2 separate regions of the Homo sapiens genome follow, and region 1 is linked to region 2. A link is a contact called in ENCODE Hi-C or POLR2A ChIA-PET data. All regions are on one chromosome and are shown on one strand. The core of a region is the stretch at or near the end of the contact, and the rest is flanking DNA. Distances in the headings are between cores, read along the strand shown.

Region 1 (2,831 bases), core at 166-2,665, 880 kb before region 2:
AAGATGCACCCACCACCCTCAAAGTAGCTTGGCAAGTCGGGGCACGAGGGGGAAAAGCACTAAAATTTAAAAATGAGAAGAAATGGCCGGGCGCGGTGGCTCATGCCTGTAATCCCAGCACTTTGGGAGGCTGAGGCGGGCGGATCACGAGGTCAGGAGATCGAGACCATCCTGGCTAACATGGTGAAACCCCGTCTCTGCTAAAAATACAAAAAAGATTAGCCGGGCATGGTGGCGGGCGCCTGTAGTCCCAGCTACTTGGGAGGCTGAGGCAGGAGAATGGCGTGAACCCGGGAGGCAGAGCTTGCAGTGAGCCGAGATCGTGCCACTGCACTCCAGCCTGGGTGACTCCGTCTCAAAAAAAAAAAAAAAAATTAGAAGAAATGAAGAAGACAGCAGGAATTGTTCTCTGCCAGAGCATAAATTTCACAAGACAATGCTCCCAAACAAAATTCACTGCAAACAGTTTAAATAAACAGCTGTGACACCTAAGGGTAAGACTGAAAAGCAGAAATGACACAAAATTGGGGGTCGGAAGGCCTGGCTGTGAGTGTTAACTTCTGGCATTTACCAGCTATGTGTGTGGGAGCAGGGTATTAACACAATGGCTCTGACTGAGCCCACCAGGCTGTCATCCTCAGTGGTCAACACAACGACTAGTTTGGAAAGGTCTTTGCTCCTGGACAACACATGCAAAATCTTATTATTGTCATGACCTCCCATAGGAGGTGGCTACAGAAGCAAGGCTCAGGGTTGGCCCTGGATGTGACACCTTCAAAACTGCTCTCACCCGCAGCATCACCACTCCCTGACAGAGCCTCTCAGAAGGTAAAGTCAAAAGCCATTGTTCAAAACCTTCCCTACAACCCTTAAGGACTTAGAAAGGCCGAAACACCCTCCTGGGTTCAGTCTGTGATTGAAGACTTCTCTGGCACTTGCTCAGCTCCGAGTGATTCATCATTTCCTGGAGAGAAGCTACCCAAAACCCACTCACTGCCCAGAGAGCAAACACGATCTGTCACATCTGCCCTCACGGCAGGTGCTTAAAGGGCACCTGTGGGCTTAAGGCACATCCAAGGAGCCTGGTGATTCAAAAGCCAACCTAATATCACTCTGGGATGGGGTGCCCCTTATCTGTGTTCCTGTTATCAGCAGGAAATTACAGCTCTCAGATACAGACCTGGCTGCTGCTCGTGGGGCCAACGGATCATGTCAGGACAACTAAATGACCACCCCTGGCACCCTTCCTCTAGGGAAGGCACTGTCGGCTCCCCAGCTGGGCTTGACAGGGACGATTTTGGGGCTTCCTGCTCACTGCCCTAGCCGCCCTCCTCTGAGCACACTACAGTCAGTGTCTCAGCACCTGGGGACTCTATCTGTGGTCCGCCCAGCACTGGATAAAGTCACAAACATCACGCTGTTACTGGTGTTCGCCGAGATCACATCCACCTTGGAGGTTTACAAGACAAATGAGGATTTTCATCCAAAGCATTTAAAAACACAAAAAGCTTCTAGGAAGTGCCCAAAATGGTATCATGACTAATAAGACTTGCATGAAAATGAAATTGATTTATAAATAGTGTTAGCTTCCTCCTGTAATTTACACTTACGGCAAAGAGGAAGTCTTTTCAGAGCATTGTGGACTGATACTTAACGGCGGTTGATAAGGGTGATGAATTACCTGTGACAAAAGAGGAAGTCTGGCTCAGACTCAGGGTGATACAGGGAAAGGAACACAGACAGAAAGTCAGGCCACCTGGGCAGCAGCCCACGCCCTGCTGTAACTGGCACACACTTATAGGCAGCTGCTGCCCTCTGCCAGGTCTGGATTGACTGAGTCCACCAGCGTCCCTGTGGTTAAACTGTCCTGGCCAGAGTGCCTTGAGGAGCTTCTTAAACAGAAGAGCACAGCTCTGCATCCATCACTACCTGCTGGGAAATTGGGGACTTTCTTGGCATGCCAGGGTTCGTGAGACATTCCCGTCCAAAATACAAAAACTCACTAGAAAAGCTGGAGATGCTTTAAAAGGCCTGCAGGTCAGAGGCCCTGCAAGTCAGAGGCCTTTTAAAGGTCTTTCAATACTTCCTGACAAAAGTGATGAAAGAGCAAAAACAGCCAGCCCTGGGGTCCCGCCACCAAAGCCCTGCCTGTGTTAGGCAGGTGGGAAATTTTGCAGCTCTTGCAGTGAGCTTCCAGGGTGGCAAAGTGGCAGGCGTCTCCTCCTCCAGCACACCCCCACCCTGCTCATCCCCCTCCTTGCCCAGGGACAGGAGGGCGTTCCCATAATTAAGCTCATCTGTAGAACTCCAGCACACAGCAGACGCTCCAAAGCATTCACGACCGCAATTTCATACAGTTCCAGAAAGGACAGCACTGCGGACACTGTCAGGATGAGGTGACAGAGGTCACATGGTTTCTTGCCTCACGATTAAATTAGAAAATTCCACATTTATTCCAAAATTGGCAGAATCCATCTCCAGGCTTCACAAATTGCCAAGAAACGCTGCTTTCTTGGAACTGCCAAAATTCAAAACCCCTGCCACAGCTTTCCTAACCCCACAATTTTTGCCAACACCAGCCACCTCTAGAAGATTAAGGTCAGTTTAAAATGGCCTTGGAGGCCGGGCGCGGTGGCTCACGCCTGTAATCCCAGCACTTTGGGAGGCCGAGGCGGGCGGATCACGAGGTCAGGAGATCGAGACCATCCCGGCTAAAACGGTGAAACCCCGTCTCTACTAAAAATACAAAAAATTAGCCGGGCGTAGTGGCGGGCGCCTGTAGTCCCAGCTACTTGGGAGGCTGAGGCAGGAGAATGGCGTGAACCCGGGAG
Region 2 (2,700 bases), core at 143-2,642:
CAGGGAGTAGCCTCTGGTCCTTTTGTTACTTAGTCCTGGAAAGTTAGGTGTTTCCTTTCAATTCAGTTCTAGGAAGTCGGCTTGAAACGGCCTTAGGTTCCCCGCCTCCAAACCCTATTCTCCTGCCTCACCAGCACCTCAGAAGGTGACCTTCACTGGAAACAGGTTTGCTGAAGATGTGATTAGTTAAAATAAGATGTCCTGCTGCACTAGGGTGTGCCCTTAATCCAGTGTGACTGTGTCCTTAGGAGAGAGACACACAGAGACACATGAGGACAGAAGCAAGCCTGAGGTGCCACGGATGCCACAGACGTCACAGACGCCATGGACTGTCAGCCACCAGCAGCTGGAGGAGCAGGAAGGACCCTCCCTAGGCCTCCAGATGGGGCACGGCCCTGCCGATTCCTGGATCTCAGACTTCCGGCCTCCAGAACTGTGAGAGAATCGATGTCTGTTGCTCAAGCCCCAGCGTGGTGCTTTCTTACAGCAGCCCCAGGACACTGGGACACTGGGACACTCACACACACAACGTCCATAACCATTTTACTTTTCAGAGACTTGAACAAGCTAACCTGCAAGAAGTTCCAAGAAGGAGGAGGCAATCACCCCCTTGTCTCCATTTATTTTACCACAAACCTTTTTCCTCAAAAAAACTCAGTGTGCCATGAAACGTACTTTGAGAAGTGGGGGTCTTTGGCATGCATCTGTGGTACCCCAGGAAGGTGACATAGAAGGAGGGGCCAGGCAGGGACCACAGAGTCTGGGTGCCCCTCCAGAGAGGGTGTCTCACCAAGCCACAGGCCAACACCAGGCCCCGCAGAGACCCCTGCTCGTGCTCAGTGAATGAGTGGGCACCCCGACTAACAGGAATTTCATCCTATTGACAGACAACCGACCCTCTGCCTCTGGACCAGTGTAGGGGTTCACCCCAAAGGGAGGCCCCACCAGACATTTGCTCGCCTCCCTGGCCTCAACTCCCAGGCCTCCCCAGCCCCTTGCCCACCCCAGGCTTCCGTGACACCAAGCTGCCACATGCCTTGCCTTCTCTGCTCTGGGCCTTCTCACACATTGTTCCTGCTGTCTAGAATGACCCCCTACTCTCACTCCAATTCCACCTTTTGTCTGCTGACTGGATCGCCACTCATTCATGAAGGCCAAGTTCAGGGACTATGGACGCCCCTCTCAGGCCACACCTCCCCACCCTCTGCCAGCACCTTCCACAGTGAGGGCCCTGACAGCTCCTCCACCCTGGTGTCCAGGCAGCTTCTCGCAGTGAAGAGAAGATGAACTTCAACATGGCGGTAGCAGTTCACGCTGACCTTCTCCCTTGGCCTTGGGCAACTTGCTTTGCCTCTTCAAATTTCTGTTTTCTCATCGATAAACATTATCTATGAGCCAGATGTTTGTGAAAATAAAATAGCGTATTACTGATAGGTGCTGGACATCTAGTCGGTGTAAATAAAATTGCGTTGTTATACTGTTGGTAACATAGGATTTGTCCGGGGGCAGCTGGACCGGGAGCTCCTTGAGGACAGAGGCGGTGGGTGTGCCGCTCCTCTCTGCAGCCGAGCCCCCAGTCCTCCCAGAGTGAATGTTTGCTGACTGCACGAGGGAGCCATCCCCTTGGAGGCTCAGCAGGGTGTGGGCTGTGTTGTCAGCCCTTCCTCCTCCTGTTCACAGCCTTCCCTTAATGACTCAGGAGCACTCCCGGCAGCATCCCCTCTTACAACACACTGCCTTGCTCCAGGGTTGGCGATGGGATCGTTCCCCCCAGTTCCTAGAGCCTAACAGCACCTAGAGCACTGTGATTCTGCGTCTGATTCTGAGTCGTGGGGACATGAGCATCAGGGGTCTCCCCCAAGCACTCCATTTAACATTCACCCCCACGCTGGCACCATCAGCCGAGCAGATAGCATTTCCTGTCTCAGAACGTTCTTGTCATTTGTTTAAGCAAGTTGAAAACTGCTGCACCAGATCCCACTGAAAGGAAGTACTCAGAAGTCAGGTGGGTTGGGAAGTCGGGGAAGAAGGTCCCTCCCTTTACATGTCGTAATTTTTTCTGTTTTCTAAATTTATTTATACTGGATGTTCTAACATGCTGATAAAAGCCATCTACAAAAACATGCATTCATTAAACAGATATTGGGTACCTTCTATTCACCAAGCTCTGTAATGGGGTAATGGAGTCAAAATTAAAATTAAAAATTCCTACCCTTAATAAATATATTGATTAAGGTACACATTAAATGGCTAGAACAAAAAACGCCCCTACAGACAATGACCCAAACACTATAAGAGTTTGTTTTTCTCTTTTGTAACAGTCCCAAGGTGACTTCCACTCCACAAGGGCATTCCAGGAATCAGCTTCCTTCTATCTTTTTTTTCTTGCTGAGGTATAACTTACATGCAATAGGCACATAAATCTTAAAAGAATAGCTCAATCAATTTTTATGTGTGTATACACCTGTGTAACCACCACCCAAGTCAAAGTACAGAACTTTTCCAGCACTCAGGCTAGGCATGGTGAGTCACGTCTATAATCCCAGCACCTTGGGAGACCCAGGTAAGAGAATCACTTGAGGTCAGGAATTCAAGAATGGCCCGGGAAATCTAGTGAGACCCTGTCCCTATAAAACATAGAAAAAATTAGCTGGGCATGGTGGCTTTCACCTATAGTCCCAGCTACTGTGGAGGCTGAGG

The links. A loop is a pair of places that touch in the nucleus more often than their neighbours do. ChIA-PET counts read pairs that join two places held with the same protein, here RNA polymerase II (POLR2A).
Region 1: a map with no recorded cell type shows a loop between it and region 2 (5-fold over the local background). The contact joins the enhancer-like site here to the promoter of LINC01954 in region 2. A Hi-C loop is called at or near these places in 1 of 37 single-sample maps with no recorded cell type. POLR2A ChIA-PET finds 5 or more read pairs at or near these places in 1 of 52 experiments (A549).

The regions. Positions count from the first base shown.
Region 1 is chr2:11,752,520-11,755,350 of GRCh38, reverse strand. The region is part of intron 1 of LPIN1 (lipin 1); the gene reads right to left. Among named protein-coding and RNA genes, the nearest start is that of LPIN1, 7.3 kb to the right of the region's middle. RefSeq lists an enhancer at 1,347-1,556. Within about 2 kb of position 1,415, at least 27 of the 41 ENCODE cell types and tissues checked have a DNase peak (open chromatin) inside an H3K27ac peak, as active enhancers do.
Region 2 is chr2:10,876,959-10,879,658 of GRCh38, reverse strand. It overlaps LINC01954 (long intergenic non-protein coding RNA 1954), which reads right to left and starts at 1,392. Exons shown (of 2, transcript NR_110575.1): 1 at 1,215-1,392.